Linked DNA regions of Homo sapiens: region 2 is linked to region 1. A link is a contact called in ENCODE Hi-C or POLR2A ChIA-PET data. All regions are on one chromosome and are shown on one strand. The core of a region is the stretch at or near the end of the contact, and the rest is flanking DNA. Distances in the headings are between cores, read along the strand shown.

The links. A loop is a pair of places that touch in the nucleus more often than their neighbours do. ChIA-PET counts read pairs that join two places held with the same protein, here RNA polymerase II (POLR2A). Pooled maps may share reads with other maps.
Region 2: a loop to region 1 is called in a map with no recorded cell type, with 1.9 times the contacts of the local background. The contact joins two enhancer-like sites. A Hi-C loop is called at or near these places in 1 of 37 single-sample maps with no recorded cell type and 6 of 50 pooled maps. POLR2A ChIA-PET finds 5 or more read pairs at or near these places in 1 of 52 experiments (OCI-LY7).

What each region holds. Positions count from the first base shown.
Region 1 is chr18:58,387,406-58,395,351 of GRCh38, forward strand. It overlaps NEDD4L (NEDD4 like E3 ubiquitin protein ligase), which reads left to right. Exons shown (of 31, transcript NM_001144967.3): 27 at 34-93; 28 at 1,680-1,787; 29 at 3,241-3,337; 30 at 4,082-4,154. Among named protein-coding and RNA genes, the nearest start is that of MIR122HG, 55 kb to the right of the region's middle. RefSeq lists an enhancer at 4,754-5,253. Within about 2 kb of position 3,211, at least 3 of the 41 ENCODE cell types and tissues checked have a DNase peak (open chromatin) inside an H3K27ac peak, as active enhancers do.
Region 2 is chr18:58,688,998-58,696,943 of GRCh38, forward strand. It overlaps MALT1 (MALT1 paracaspase), which reads left to right. Exons shown (of 17, transcript NM_006785.4): 3 at 7,369-7,490. All of the region lies in intron 2 of LOC105372146 (a long non-coding RNA gene), which reads right to left. It also overlaps the pseudogene MRPL37P1. Among named protein-coding and RNA genes, the nearest start is that of MALT1-AS1, 21 kb to the left of the region's middle. Within about 2 kb of position 3,979, at least 3 of the 41 ENCODE cell types and tissues checked have a DNase peak (open chromatin) inside an H3K27ac peak, as active enhancers do.

The DNA of each region.
Region 1 (7,946 bases), core at 1,961-4,460:
AGGTGTTTAAGATGTTTTTTTTTTTTCTTTCAGGGATTCACAGAACTACTTCCTATTGATTTGATTAAAATTTTTGATGAAAATGAGCTGGAGGTTTGTATTATAAACATTATTTTATGTAAAGTGGATTTTTTAAAGTATCTCTCATTACTTTACAAGTAATATTTTAATATTCTTGGATCCATAATGTCCTAGAGAGTAACTTTAGATGAATTATATTACATGTCTCTTATAGGGCTTATTTGCCAATGTGGTTCTATTACATGTCTCTTATGGGGCTTGTTTGCCAATGTAGGAGTAAGGAACAGCAAAAATAATCAGCTGTAGTTGCCTTGTCCATCAGAGGGCAGTTCTGGAACATGCCTAGTAAGTAGAGGCCACTGAGCAGAGCTGGGATCATGGCCCTATGCACCAGGCGAGGCAAATTGCCACAACAAGTAGAAACAAGGTTTGCAGTAGCCCTCTGGACAGCAGAAACCTGCTTACACTACCAGACTGGCCAAGTATCCTCTGCTGCATCCCCATCCACCCCCACCGTGGCAGCCAAATGGGGGTCTTGGCCACAAGGTGGCCGTAAGCATCTACTTGGGCCTGTAGAACGACGTCTCATTGAACTTGAAGTGGTTTATGTTGAGTGAGGAAAAATGTCAGAAGGCAACAGGGTTGTAGCAAAAGGTAGTTTAGTGATTGTCTAGTTCAGCTTCTTGGTGTTGACATAGTTGAGTAACAGCCATTTTAAAAACAAAGGAATATCTCGCCCTTTGTTGTGTCGAGAGAAACAGGGGAAAGACTGTCTGTTGAGAAGCCGTTGGTGGGACTCGGCCATTTGCCCCGTCCATAGCCAGTGAGTGTTTCCCATACACTGGCCTTCTATACTTTTATCTCAAAACAGAAAGTTCAAGATCGATGATGTCTATAGAAATCATATACCTCAAGCCTTTCCTCTGATAGGTGGGAAACTGAGGCAGAGAGCAGCTGGGTTTACCCAGCAAGGTTTTGGCACGGTCAGGCCTAGGAACTTTATTTCCAGGCTTCTGGCTTAGTTCTGTTTCCATTTCATTCTGGTACCTTTGCATAAATATCTTCCATTTGTCCACAGGAAACCTCCCCTGATGGAGAGTTGCATAATAGGAACGGCAAACCTTAGACTAAATGCTAAGTCGAAGACCCAGTTGTGCCTTAGCGTATGTCTGCCATTCTTAGGCCTCTGGGCAGATGAGGTGATTTGTCATCACTGGAATTGATCAACCTGGAGGAGAGTCATAAGCACTAATTCTTTTGTGGGTAGGGAGATGCTTTTAGATATTCAGAGGAATAACCTCTCAGGAGGAGAAGCAGCCAGGGTAATGCACAGATGCTGCTGGAGCGTGAGAGAATCCACAGGTCCCATGCGTAAGACTAGAGGGGTAGGGAGGACGACTGTGGCATTTTTATATCCGATACGACATGCCGTGGCTTGCGCAAGGTTCGAATTGAGCTGCCCTCGTGACTGCTGCCTCTGTGATCTGCTATGGCAGGTGGAGCCTGGAACAGGTGTCTGCCTTCCTCTGTTGTTATGATTTGCTAGCTTACCTTCGCGGCACAGTGACCACATGCTGGCACTGAGGGTGGTCATTTCTCAGTGTGTGATCTCGCACCTTTCACATCCTGCTTTTACATCTGGTAAATTTTCTTCCTAGTTGCTCATGTGCGGCCTCGGTGATGTGGATGTGAATGACTGGAGACAGCATTCTATTTACAAGAACGGCTACTGCCCAAACCACCCCGTCATTCAGTGGTTCTGGAAGGTAACTCCGGGGCCCAGCCCCAGCCGGTGTCCTCCACCTGAGGCAGGATTGAGGGCTGTGTGGCGCCCTCCATTGTGGTCTGACTTCAGGACTGATGCTGGCTTTGGGGTCTGTTAGAGCTTGGACTGCTGGGGGAGGGAAGAGGCAAACTGAGCCAGCAGCCCCGTGGTGGCTCCTCTGTAACTGTAGCAGACAGCTAGACTTGAATGAAGTTGGTCCCTACAAAAGCACACTGGCCTTCCTTGACCACCTCGTGAAAGTGACTTTTATTTGAGGGACTGGTCCTCCAATGCGTAAATAGAAATGGGGGGCTTCTCAGGGCAGAAACAGGCTTCAGGGATGGCTTTGCAAGATGCCACTTTCTGTTAAGAAGTCGTTTTCTCAATTTTTAAAATATATTCCAACAAATATTTTGATCTGTGTATCTTTCAACCAAAGATAACACAACATTTGATTTATTATCTTAGGGCCACTGTTTGTATCCTGTTCAGCTTAGGAGGGAAGTAAAATAGGAATGGGTTAGTCCAAAGGAGATATAGTAAACAAACTTAAAAAAAAAAAAACAGTTATCCCCCAAAAAGGCTGATTATTTACTTCACCCCAAAAAGGAATCATTTAACTTTTTCAAATTTATTTTTATTTATTTATTTATTTATTTTAAAGATGGGGTCTCACTGTGTTGCCCAGGCTGGATTCAAATTCTTGGGCTTAAGCAATCCTCCTACCTCGGCCCCTCAAAGTGCTGGGATTACAGGCATGAGCCACCATGCCCGGCCTTTTTCACATTTCTAAATGCCTTTTATTACTATTTCAAATGCCAGCAGGAATACAGAGATAAAAAAGCAAAATCTTCAAAGCCTAGTCCAGGTCTCACTTGGCTTGTTTTAGATGTTTGCCTACAGCAGTCCAAGTGGCATTACCAGTAAAGCCACCTGGATTCCCATAATAATGCAGATATGTAAGATACACAGATTATTTTAGAACCCCATCTTTGCCTTTGTTGTTTTGTTTTTGTTTTGTTTTGTTTTGTTTCATTTTATAAAATGATGTCTTCTAGGGAACGTGTCTACAATCTGAAATCCCATCTCATAACCTGGCTTCCCCTTGTGATGACAAATCTTAAATACTGTATATTTATAATTGGCTTAGGGGGAACTGGTAAGCCTCGAACACAGAAACATGAGCTTGGTGCCATCAGAGAGTTTGCTTTTTATATCATTTATTTTGGCCTATTGGCAGAAGAAGAAAGAGACGGACATTGTGATCACTCAGTCTCTTAGATTAGAGAGGCCAGCTAGTATTGTGGCCATAAAAAACCTACTCAGTTTTCAGAGTCAACTGTCTAGGTCTTACATTGCAATATAAATAAGATTAAGTTCTGCCTGCCTGCATGACAGCAGCATGTGCCATGGGTCACGTGGGGGGTATAATGACCTTCTGCCTCTGTTCATAGGCTGTGCTACTCATGGACGCCGAAAAGCGTATCCGGTTACTGCAGTTTGTCACAGGGACATCGCGAGTACCTATGAATGGATTTGCCGAACTTTATGGTGAGCAGGATACCATTGGATTCAGTTGTCCTCCTGGGAATTTCCAGCCAGGCATGAACTCTGGCCCAAGAACCCTGCCGCCAGGCCTCTGCAGAAGGCTAAGTTTCAGGACAGTGTGCCATGCATAGGTTCCATGAAAGTTCAATGAAAGTACTGTTATCTATACTTTATATAGATAACATGGTGCTTCTACTTCGAGGGATTGGGGGGCAGTTTGTGAAGAGGTCCATAAGGCTGCTCTTTTTTTTTTTTCCTAGTTTAGTTTTTTAGTAAATCGTTAAAAACTAGGTTTTGTAGGGTCATTTATATGGTCGTAAACTGAGGTATAAAGTCACCTCCAGTAGGCAGAATTTTTCAGTGTTTACCATAGATTTAAAAATCACTCTGTACTTTGCATACTGAAAGTCACATTTCATTCACCCTCCCACCCACAAAACTAGTTTGAAGTTTAAATTTCCAGGGCCCAGCTGAGAGGCTGTAGCTGCCTGCCTTTCCACGTAACTGTTGTGTTTGTTAATCTTGGTGCAGTTCCATTCTGGAGACTAAGCAGAGTCTTTCTGTGAGGTTGTGCAGACCTCTGGCTTCCCTCAACATTAAATATCAATGTTGCAGCAGAAGAGAGTGTCTTGGGCCTCACCCCTGGGGGCAAACCCTGCCCTGACAGTAGCTGGACTGCAGACCACACCATAGCTTCATTCTTCTGCCCCAAGCAATCTTAACATTTCTTTTTCTTTTCTTGTCTAGGTTCCAATGGTCCTCAGCTGTTTACAATAGAGCAATGGGGCAGTCCTGAGAAACTGCCCAGAGCTCACACATGGTGAGTGACAAAAACACATGCATGTCAATGCAATATCTGAACTGCTTAGCTGGGTATGGTGCTGGGCTCAAGGCTATTGAATGCTCTGTTTCCTGTCTGTAAGTAGCTTAGAGAATTAAAGGACAGTGATGTGGATGAAAATAGAAATTGTACAGTAGTGCTAATAAGACATAATGCACTCAGTATGTTTGGCACATAAAGGGCTCAGGCCTCCCTGCTGTGGGGAATTTCTCCTCTGAGCCCAGTCCTTCCCTCATTATTCTAGGTAGTGGAGCTTTCACTGTTCAGCATACATAGATAAGGCAGCTCTCAACCTGTATAATAAACACGTTGGGTTTTTACTCCAACCTTAAATTGGTTGAGAAGTTAGGACAAAATACCCTGTAGAAACATCCTTTTTCAAAGGCCTTCTATGCCCATGAATAACCTGTAATTCCCTGGAATTGAGCAGTAACATGACTGTGGTCGGAGGAGGGTAAGAGGGCTGACACGTGGCCAGGGATGCCCAAGCGTGGAGCGTGGCTGCCCTCAGAAGGCCCTCTCAGGAGGCACAGTGACGCAGAAGGGTCCCAGTTGTTTTCTGAACAGTTGCATGAAACCCAGCACAAATGCAGACTGGATGGGATCAGTTTCTTGAAGCCGGGTTCAGGGAGCTCTTGCTAACTCAAACTCCCATGTCCCTCGTGTTGGTTTTTCTGCAAAGGCCTTTATTTCTTGCTCCTGAGGAAGCAGCAGAAGTGGGCCTTCTGGAAAACGGTGAGCAGCGTAGCCCTGTGTTTCTCATGCAGCGGGGGCTGCAAAGCCTGCTCTGGCCATAGTGAGCTAACATAAGCAACCAAACACTCCCTGCAGGAAACGCCCTCCCTTACACTAGAAGTGCTGGCCAGGAGAGAATTCTCATGAACATGTGTTTGCGAAAAATTGGCTGTGAAAGGTTTTTCACTTCTGTCGGATTCCCTTGCCTCACCAGAAAGGTGTTTTTTTTTTCTATTCGTACCATTCACGTGACTCTCCAGATGGAAACAATGTGGTCATTGCCTGTCAGAGCCTTGAAAGCAAGCTGACTCCAGCCTAAAATTCATGAATATTCAGAGCAGTCATTGTCCGTGGTTCTCTGGCTTTATTCTAAGGGAAGAATGTTTGAGTAGTTCAGAGCTTTTATCCAAATGGTGTCCAAGTCATATGTGGTTTTCTGGGTTCTACTGGCCTCCATATGAAGGCACCAGCGTTGAGCCAAGCCCCAGGACTGTGGGTGGTGATGCGAAACTCAAGCTCATAATACTAACCAGGATGAAGATTAGGAAAAGCGAAATTATTGGGCACAGTCATCATCTGTGGTCAGGCACTGCTTAATCTTTATGGCAGCCTTATGAGATATGTTATTCCCTTGGGCTGTCAGAAGGCTGGCCCAGGGCTCACCAGAGTCACAGATTCCCAGATCACAGGATTTGAACTCAGAGCTACCAGAATTAGAGCCTGCACCCTTTACCACTACACCAGATACACTGCCTCTGTTGATATACCCACTTTCTTTTTAGACTTTTCCAAGGAAACCAAATTAGTGAACCAATTTCATGTTCATTCAGCCCATGTTTCTCTGTGACTTCAGGGACACATATCTTACTATTGAACTGTCTTTTTTATTTCGGAGCCCACATGATTCTGCCACAAGTAGAACTTCCCAGATAAGACCTCTGAACTCAGTGGTTCTCAACCTCAGCTGCATGTTGGAACCATCTAGAGAGCCTTAAAGAAATCACTGATGCCTGGAATTTGGACTTCATTGGTCTGGTGTGTGACCCAGGCAGTGGGATTTTCAAAGCTCCCCAGATGATTTTTATAGGCTGGCAGGGTTGAAAATTCACAGCTCTTCCCTAGGAAGGGCAAAGATCCACCTACAGGAAGGGAACAACCCAGCTGGCTCTTACCAGAACTTATTTTCCTCTTTATGTGTCACGGAAATAAAGCAACTGTGTAGTTTTCCTAATGATGTTCTCCCCAGACTAACTTGACCCGGATGGAGAGGACTGGCAGTTGCAAGCAACACTGGCTAGCATGAGTGGGACTGTTCTGCTGTTTCTTCTAAATGGCTTTCCTCCCTACCTGACCCTGACTGTATTTTGACATAGGAAACAGAAACTTCACTGGCTGTTTCGTGGCAACAGTTCTGCCATAAAATTTTGCCATACATAGGTTTAATTTCTTCCACGTTTTATGATACACAATTAAAGTTCAGAATAAAAATCTGATTTCCTAGAAGAGCAGAAGCTGAAGGATCTGGTTCTCTGTGATGAGGGTACCTTTCATTAAGCTTTCCAATGGTGATTATTGAGTGTCTGACATTCAAAGGACTTCATTTCATTGTTCTATAAAAGGTCACTACTCAGACATTTAAAATTACTCTTCATTAAGAATCACAGGCCCACCTGCCCTTTTAGGTAGACTCTAAAGCAAACAAAAATCATCTCGTTCAGCCCATGCATCTTCCACGTGAGGACGCTGAAGCCCTGTGAGGACAATGAGCTCCTTAAAGTCACCCAGCTCATTAGTGCAGAGCAAAGCCAGGTCCGTGTGTCCTGACCTCTGAAATGATAGGAACTCACACTCACCAAGCACTCTGTTCATTCCGGGGATGGTGCTCAGCACTTGATGCGATTGACTCATACCATCATCACAGTGGCCCTAAGAGGTGGGTGATGTTATGACCCACTTTTTTACAGATAACACTGGGATGCAAAGCGGTGAAGCATTAAGCAGCATGATTCAGAACCTCAGATCTTGACATCCCGTCTTTGCCTCTCTCTTCATCATGCCAGTGTTTCTCAAACCTGAATAATCTGTGCACCTTTTTTAAAGGGAAAAAATGGTCACAGATTCTCAAGAATGGGCCTGAGACCCCCATAGGGATTGCAGGCCCGGGACTGTGAAACCCCAGCTGAAAAGCCTGAAGCCACTTTCGGTGAAAGGCTCTTTTAAATGCCATCTGTAGATGTGAAGTCCTGTCTTTATTAATATGATAATAGAAAGTTAAAAGCCTGTATTAGTACTTGCTCTTTTAGGATTCCTGGGTTCCTGAGAACCCCAGTTTGAGAAGCACAGTGTTATTCTCTGTCTTTTAGTGTTTAGTGGCTGTTAGAGAATCCAAGTGGAACTCAGTGGGACTTATTCAATATTTAGTGGTTGTTAAACGGCCCTCTACGGTATGTGTTTCTTTTCTGTTGCTGTGACAACGGTTAGCTTTTAGTATATGTGCAAGTGCTGCCAAAGCGAGCACGTGAATGGTTAGCTTTTAAAACCCAAGAAGTTACTTTGCTCATTCTTGGAATCACACATCAATACCTGGAGGGGGCGGTTTTAAACACAGTTTGAGCACTCGCGGCAGAGGCAGCACAAGTGCACTTCAAGAGCTGGGCTTTGGAGCACCCCAGGGCTGTACCTGGCCCCGTGTGACCTTGGGCAAGTTACCTAACCTTGCTGTGTCTCAAGCTCCTCCTCTGTGAAATAGGGGTGAAGCATTAGCTGCCTTACAAAGTGATTGCCAGGGTTCATAACATTGAGACAAGGCTGATGGGGCATGGTGAGCACTCCATGAACATGAGCTCTTACGTCATAATGAGCTGTGGCAAGTGTGCATGCCATTTTCATGACAGATACACATCAGCAATCACCCCCCAACACATACACACACACACAGAGGTGCAGGTTCTGTGGCTAAAGGCTCTGGTCTTGAGCCCCATGTAGACATACAGTAAATGTTGAAAGGTGTTAACACTGATACCATCTCTTGAGTAA
Region 2 (7,946 bases), core at 2,729-5,228, 300 kb after region 1:
AAAAATTAGCCGGGTATGGTGATGCACACCCGTAGACCCAGCTATTGGGGGTGCTGAGGTGGGAGGATGGCTTCAGCCCAGGAGGTTGACACTGCAGTGAGCCCTGATCATGCCACTGCACTCCAGCCTGGGTGACAGAGTGAGACCCTGTCTCAAAAAAACAAAAAGACAGAATCACTGAGAAAGCAAAACATAAGGTTTAAAACCTTTAAAAGGCAAGAAAACCTAGGTTTGCATCCTGGTTCTGCCATTTTACAATGTAAAAAAAAAAAAAAAGTCTCAGAGAGTTTAATTTACCCCAGGTAATTTGGGTGACCTTCTGCAAATTACGTACCTTTTTTTCATTGTAACATAGATGTAATTAGTATCTACCTTGTGTGGTTATTTCAAAGGTTAGTGATAAAAATGCCTGGTGCATGTAAAGCAGTCAGTAACTTGCTGCTGTAGTAATTTCTGTTATTATTATATATATTCAACAAACACGTGTTGAACACCCACTAACACCCACTGCAGTGCCATATGTGGGCACAATTCTAGGTGCTGAATGAACTGGTGACTAAGACCATCAAGGTCCTTGGCCTTGCCCTCATGGAGCTTCTATTTTAATACCTAAGACGGACAGTAAGAAACAGGGATTTTAGAGAGTGAAGGACACTGAACTGGGTGAATGTAATAGATAACTGGGGGGTGGGAGGGTACCTAATTTAGAGACATTTCCCAGAGAAGCTGGTGATATTTTAGTAAGAAACCTGGATGATGAGGAAAGAGCCTGCCATGAAACAGTAGAATAGTGGAAGCCAGTGGGGTGGCGGTTGCGGGGGATGGCAAAGCGGAGCTTGTGGGGAGAACCCAGCAGAGGACTGGTAAGTGGAAAGGCAGAAAAGAGCTTGGCTTATAGAAGGAAGGAGGCCCAGTATGGCTGGAGCTTGGTGAGCCTGGAGAAGAGCGGAGGGGCCAAAGGAGCAGTTCGTGGAGGACTTTGTAGCCATGGTAAGGAATCTGGATTTTTTATTCTAAGTACAGGCACACTTTGTTTTATTATGCTTCACTTTATTGCACTTTGCAGATACTTCACTTTCTGCAAGTTGAAAGCTTGCGGCACCCATGTGTCTAGCAAGTCTGTCAGTGCCATTTTTCCAATAGCATGTGCCTACTTCATATCTCTGTGTCACACCTTGGTAACTCTTACAATATTTCGAACTTTTTCATTATATCTGTCGTGGTGATCTGTGATCGGTGATCTTTGGTGTTACTACTGTGATTGTTGGTGCCTGGTAAGATGGTGGCATCCAGGTGGCGGTCTTAAGACCAGATCAGTATGGTGTTGGTGGTCTTAAGACCAGATCAGTATGGTGTTGGCAGATCAGTATGGTGCCGCTAGGCAGGCACTGACTAGCTCCAGGCAGCTCAACCTTGGGAGCTTCGGGGCCCCGAGAGGTGGAGCCTGTGAGTGGGGCATGCACTCCATGTGGAAGCCAGAGCCTCCTCCCCTGGATGGAGTGTACGAGATCCCTGGACCGGAGCCCATCCCCTCTGTGAGAGAGATGTACTTCACGCCCGGGCTGCCACCGCTGATCTTCCTGCCCTGGGACCCTGGGTAGAAACACCCAAAATTCTGTTCACCCCGTTCACGACCCTGGGACCCTGGCTCGAAGCACCCAAAGTTCTGCTGCTCAAGCTCCATTCACGAGCAGCCACCATACAAAGACCAGGCCTGCTATGTCTTTCACCAGCGTTGCCGCCTTCTCAGGGGTGTCAAGCAGGCCCTCTGGCTTACCGAGGCCAAGTTAATAAAATGCCTTCCTGAGAAAGTACTTGGCCTTGTTGATGATACAAGGAACCACATAGAGAACCAAGATGAGCGTCTTCTGAATTTGATCTCTCATGCCTGTCTCTGGCACTGTACTGAGTACGGCCCCAGGAGAGAGGCCTGCTGTCTGGTCATTGTGGACAGTCTGATAAAGTTGTGTAAGTCTCAGATTCTCAGGCATCCTTCTCTGGCCAGGCAGATTTGTGCCCAAAACTCCACGTTATCCACCACCTGGAATTGTGTCTGTTCTTCAGGGTCATGGTTCTAGTGGAGCCGGCTGAGTGCCAAGGATCCTCTGCCCCCGCCATCTCCTCCAGAGAAGAGGTTGAAGCTACTAAAAATCATGTTCTCGAGGCCTTCTGTCCCCTCTCCCCACTACTGATCTTCAGGAATGCAATGTTTCTGATGTGAAAGATGACACAGGATTCTGGGAGGGCTATCCTTACCCCTATCTCCATATCCTGCACTTCCTGGAGAAAGCCGATTTGCAACCACATAGCCTTCAACCAGATCAGCTGTGGGCCAAGATGATCCTGTTTGCTTTTGGCATTGCCCTGGCTCAGGCCCAGCTCCTCTGTGGCAATGACACCAAGATCTCGGAGCAGCCCGTGGTTGTGCAGAGTACATGCACAGACGGACGTGCATTCCATTTCCTGGTGTTACAGTAGAACACCACAGACCTGGCCTCTTAACAAGTGTGGCAAGAGTTTGGTCTGGGTGGAATCATGCCAGCTACTCTCTCAGCATTTTTGGTGTCTCCCAGTGATAAAAAAGAAGGTGGGACCGGGCCCAGTGGCTCGCACCTGTAATCCCAACACTGGGAGTCTGAGGTGGGTGGATCACGAGGTCAGGAGATCGAGACCATCCTGGCTAACGTGGTGAAACCCCGTCTTTACTAAAAATACAAAAAATTAGCTGGGCGTAGTGGCGGGCGCCTGTAGTCCCAGCTACTCTACTCAGGAGGCTGAGGCAGGAGAATGGCATGAACCCGGGAGGCGGAGCTTGCCGTGAGCCGAGATTGCGCCACTGCACTCCAGCCTGGGTGACAGAGCGAGACTCCGTCTCAAAAAAAAAAAACAACAAAAAATTAGCCAGGCATGGTGGCACGTGCCTGTAATCCCAGCTACTCAGGAGATGGAGGCAGGAGAATTGCTTGAACCTGGGAGATAGAGGTTGCAGTGAGCCAAGATCGCGCCACTGCACTCCAGTCTGGGCGACGGAGCGAGACTCCGTCTCAAAAAAAAAAAAAAAAAAAAAAAAAGAGGGTGGTTGTGGAATGCGTTGGGCTGACTGGTTTCCAGTGGGAGACATCCAGGAAGTTTTTAGCTCTGTATTTACATGGTGCTACGTGAGCCAAGGACCATTCTGAGGCCCGAAACCCACCTTTGCCTTCTCCCACTGAAGAGGGCCTGGGGTCCCCCTGGAGCCTCAGTGCTCATCTAGCCTGGTGGTCTCACTGACAATAAAGAGCCCTTGCATTGCAAAGGAAAAAAAAACTATTATAATTGTTTTGGGGTGCCACAAATTATGCCACTATAAGAAGTTGAGCTTAATTGATAAATGTCATGTGTATTCCAACTGCTCCACCGACTGGCCATTCCTCTCTCTCTCTCTCTCTCTCTCTCTCTCACTCTCTCCCTCCCTCCCTCCCTCCCTCCCTGTCCCTCTTCCTCTCCCACCTCCCCACTCCCTCTTTGGGCCTCCCTATTCCCTGAGACACAACAATATTGAAATTAAGCTGATTAATAACCCTACAATCGTCTCTAAGTGTTCAAGTGAAAGAACAGTGACACACAACAATATTGAAATTAGGCTGATTAATAACCCTACAGTGATCTCTAAGTGTTCAGGTGAAAGGAAGAGTCACATGTCTCTCACTTTAAATCAAAAGCTAGAATTGATTTTACTTAATGAGGAAGGCATATCAAAAGCTGAGATAGGCTGAAAAGCTAGGCCTCTTGTGCCAGTTAACCAAGTTGCGAATGCAGAAGAAAAGTTCTTGAAGGTAATTAAAAATGCTACTTCAGTGAACACACGAATGATAAGAAAGCAAAACAGCCTTATTGCTGAGATGGAGAAAGTTATAGTAGTCTGGATAGATCAAACCAGCCACAGCATGCCCCTAAGCCAAAGCCTAATCCAGAGTGAGGCCCTAACTCGCCTCATTTCTGTGAAGACAGAGAGGTGAGGAAGCTGCGGAAGAAAAGTTGGTTCATGAGGTTTAAGGAAATAAGCTGTCTCTGTAACATAAAAGTGCAAAGTGAAGCAGCAAGTACTAGTGGAGAAGCTGCAGCAAGTCATCCAGAAGATCTAGCTAATGCCAGGCATGGTGGCTCGTAATTGATCATGGTGTCTATAATCCCACCACTCTGGGAGGCCAGGGCAGGAGGATTGCTTGAGCTTAGGAGTTTGATACCAGCCTGGGCAACATGGTGAAACCCCGTCTTTGCAAAAAATACAAAAAATTAGCCAGGCACAGTGGCACCTGCCTGTAGTCCCAGCCACTCGGGAGGCTGAGGTGGGAGAATTGCTTACACCTGGAAGGCGGAGGTTGCAGTGAGCGAGATCATGACACTGCACTCCAGCCTAGGTAACAGAGACAGACCTTGTCTCAAAACAAAAAAGCAATAAAAGATCTAGCTAAGATAATTAAAGAAAATGGCTATAATAAACAGATTTTTCAGTGTAGATGAAACAGCCTTCTATTGGAAGAAGATGTCATCTAGAACTTTGATAGCTAGAGAGAAGTCAGTGCCTGGCTGACTCTTGTTAGGGGCCAATGCAGCTGACAACTTTACGTTGAAGCCAGTGCCCATTTACCATTCTGAAAATCCTAGGGCCCTTAAGAATGATGCTAAGAAACTGCAAAGTTTTTGTCCTGAGTAACCAGATGGATGGTGGTAGGCAGTAAGACTGGTTTACCATCTTTGAGATGGGGAAACTGTGGGGACTGGCAGAGGAGTAGATTTTGTGTCAGAAGGGATTTGGGACATATAAAATTGGTGGTGGCTATAGGACATTCAAATTTAAAGCCAGGATAGCCAAAACTCCTATATTTTTTAGATTTATTACTTGTTCTCTTTTGTCATTGTTGCAACTTTTTCCTGTCACATCGAAACTTGGGAAATCAGAATCTTTGTATTTTAAAGTTGTGATGTAAAACTCTCCTGGCAGATGAATGGTAAATGTGGGGACATTAAAATACAGTGTTATGAATTTGCTGGCTTCAGCAAGAGTGCTTATCCCATTTTCCACCTTTCCTACCAACATGTATCACAGATTTCAGAAAAATTCTGAACTTCATCCGTCCTGTACTAACTTGGCCTCGACATAAAGGATTAATGAATATGAATGTCCTCCCTTGGCAAGAGTTTAAAATTCTGAGAGGCTCTACTATATTTACTAAAGATTTTCTAGGGCTTCTCGAGGCCCTCAAATGTGCTAGGTATACAATAAATATTTACTCATTTTTAATTTTGCTTTTATTTAGTATCTTTGTGCTGTGACTTTCATGAACATTATTTTTTTTCCTAGAAAGTTTAGTACCTTTGATGTATTAAGATTACTGTTATTTACACTGTTTCCTTTTTACTTGTAATCTTGTTTTGTTTCTTTGCATTGGTGGGTGGTAGAAGAAAAAGACACTGTTATGAGGTCACATTCAGTATAGACAAGGAAAGAAAATAAAAGTAGGTGCAGGAAATTAAGTTTTATAAGTTTTAATTATCTTTTTCTTTACTTCCTAAAAGCCAGCTAACCCAGTTTTATTAATTACAACTTTTGCAAATGTAAGCTTTTCTAGCTTTGGTTTCTTTTATGTCAGTTATCTATTGCTGCATTAATAAATTACCCCCAAGTCAGAAGTGAAAAACAACAACTGTTTATTATCTCACACAGTTTCTGAGGCTAGTAGTCCAGAAGTGGCTTAGCTGGGTAGTCCTGGCTGAGGGTCTCTCGTGAGGCAGCAGTCAGACTGTCAGCCAGGTCTGCAGTCATCTGAAGGTTTCCCCAGGGTTGGAGGATCTTCTCAGATGGCTCTCTCACAGGTGTTGTCAAGAGACCTCATTTCCTCACTGGCTGTGGCGGGAGATCTGTTTCTTTCTGTAGAGATATGGTTTGGCTGTATTCCCACCCAAATCTTATCTTGAATTCCCATGTGTTGTGGGAGGGACCTGGTGGGAGGTAATTGAATCATGGGGGCAGGTCTTTCTCTGCTGTTCTTGTGATAGTGAATAAGTCTTATGAGATCTGATGGTTTTATAAAGGGGAGGTTCCCTGCCCGCACCTTCTTCTCGTTTGTCTGCCGCCATGTGAGACATGCCTTTCACCTTCCACCATGATTGTGAGTCCTCCCTAGCCACGTAGAACTGTAAGTCTATTAAACCTCTTTCTTTTGTAAATTGCCCAGTCGTGGGTATGCCTTTATCAGGAGTGTGAAACAGACTAATACTCTTACCACTTGAGCCTCTCTGCAGGGCTACCTGAATGGCCTCCTGCCACAGTCATGTGCTTCCCTGGGGCGAGTGAGTGAGAGAGAGGCAAGAGAAGGAGTTGGGGGTGTTCCATTATTGACTAGGATTTTCTTCCAAATTCCTGTCAAAAGTCTTCCAAGCTTAGATGTTGGCAGTTATTCCTCAAATGAGGAATGTTTGTGTCACAGGTATATCAAATATATATCTCACTGCTCTGTTTCTGTGTCTTTCTCTTCCAAAATCATTTTCATTTCAATACTAAATAATAATGCAGTCATTTGAAGACGTTTTCAATGGTGTTGTCTTTGTCCATTGCATGCTTCCATAATACAGTACCACAGACTGGGTAATTTTTAAAGAACAGACATTTATTTCTCACAGTTTTGGAGCCTGGGAAGTCCGTGATCAAAGAACCAGCTTCTGATGAAGGTTTTCTTGCTGTGTCCTCACATGGCAAAAGAGAGAGAACCTACCTGCAAACCCCGTTATTACAGCGGCATTAATTCATTCGTGAGGGTAGAGCCTCCCGCTAGGCCCTACCTCCCAACATTGTTACATTGGGGATTCAGTTTCCAGCACATGAATTTGGGGGCACATATTCAGACAATAGCAGACATTGCAACTTAACACGTCTGTTACTAACAGTGCACGTAACTTGACTGAAGTGGCAGCCATATGAGCATTTATGACCAAACATTTCCATGAGCTAACACTGAGAACTACCCTGTGGCTGTGCCTGACAGGCATCTGTTATAAGGTGCATCCTGATTTCAGAAGTGTTAGAATATGGGGGAAAAAAGCTTCTAGAAATTGAAGAAATATGGTAAATAATTTTCTCCCCCACCCAATCATGGGGAAGTACAATAGATCAAAGTCTTCTGCAAGTAAGTTTCTTTCCTCTGATTTTACAAAAGCTGCAACTCACAAAGTGTAAATTGATTGAGAAGGAGATGTGAATGAGTGATTTATGACAAAGATAAATATGCAAGTTATTTCTAAAATGTTTCAATTTTTGGTTTCAGATGTATAAACAAGGAAAATCCCTCTTGTGACTTTAATTTTTTTTTTTTTTTTTTTTTTTTTTAGGAATAAAGATTACTGTAAACCCAGAGTCAAAGGCAGTCTTGGCTGGACAGTTTGTGAAACTGTGTTGCCGGGCAACTGGACATCCTTTTGTTCAATATCAGTGGTTCAAAATGAATAAAGAGGTAATTTTTTAAATATATCTTTTAATTCTTCCAAGGAGAGAGAATGATAGAGAATTAATTAACATTATCGTCCTAAATGTAGTTTTAACAGTTTGGTAAAAGAGTCTGATAGACATTGCTAGGTTATTACTGAAGTAGTCAATAGTCATTATTTTGGTAAGACAGTTCCAGAATTGTCTCATGAAAACATTGTAAACAATAATGAAATTAGTTCTCCACTCTAAAAATTGTGGAAAATAGGGATTACTTAGGGCAGCAGTGTTAGCGAGTATAAAACATCACCAGTACATTCTTGTGTATACAAACTCTTCACAACAGATTATGTTCCAACCAAAATCTTTAAAAGATTTTCAAGGCTATATGGAAAGTTAATGTGCTATTCTTTTTAAGAATTCCACATCACTGTTTTATCTGTATCAGAAGATTTAGGACCTTGTGGTAGATTCTGAAGTAAAA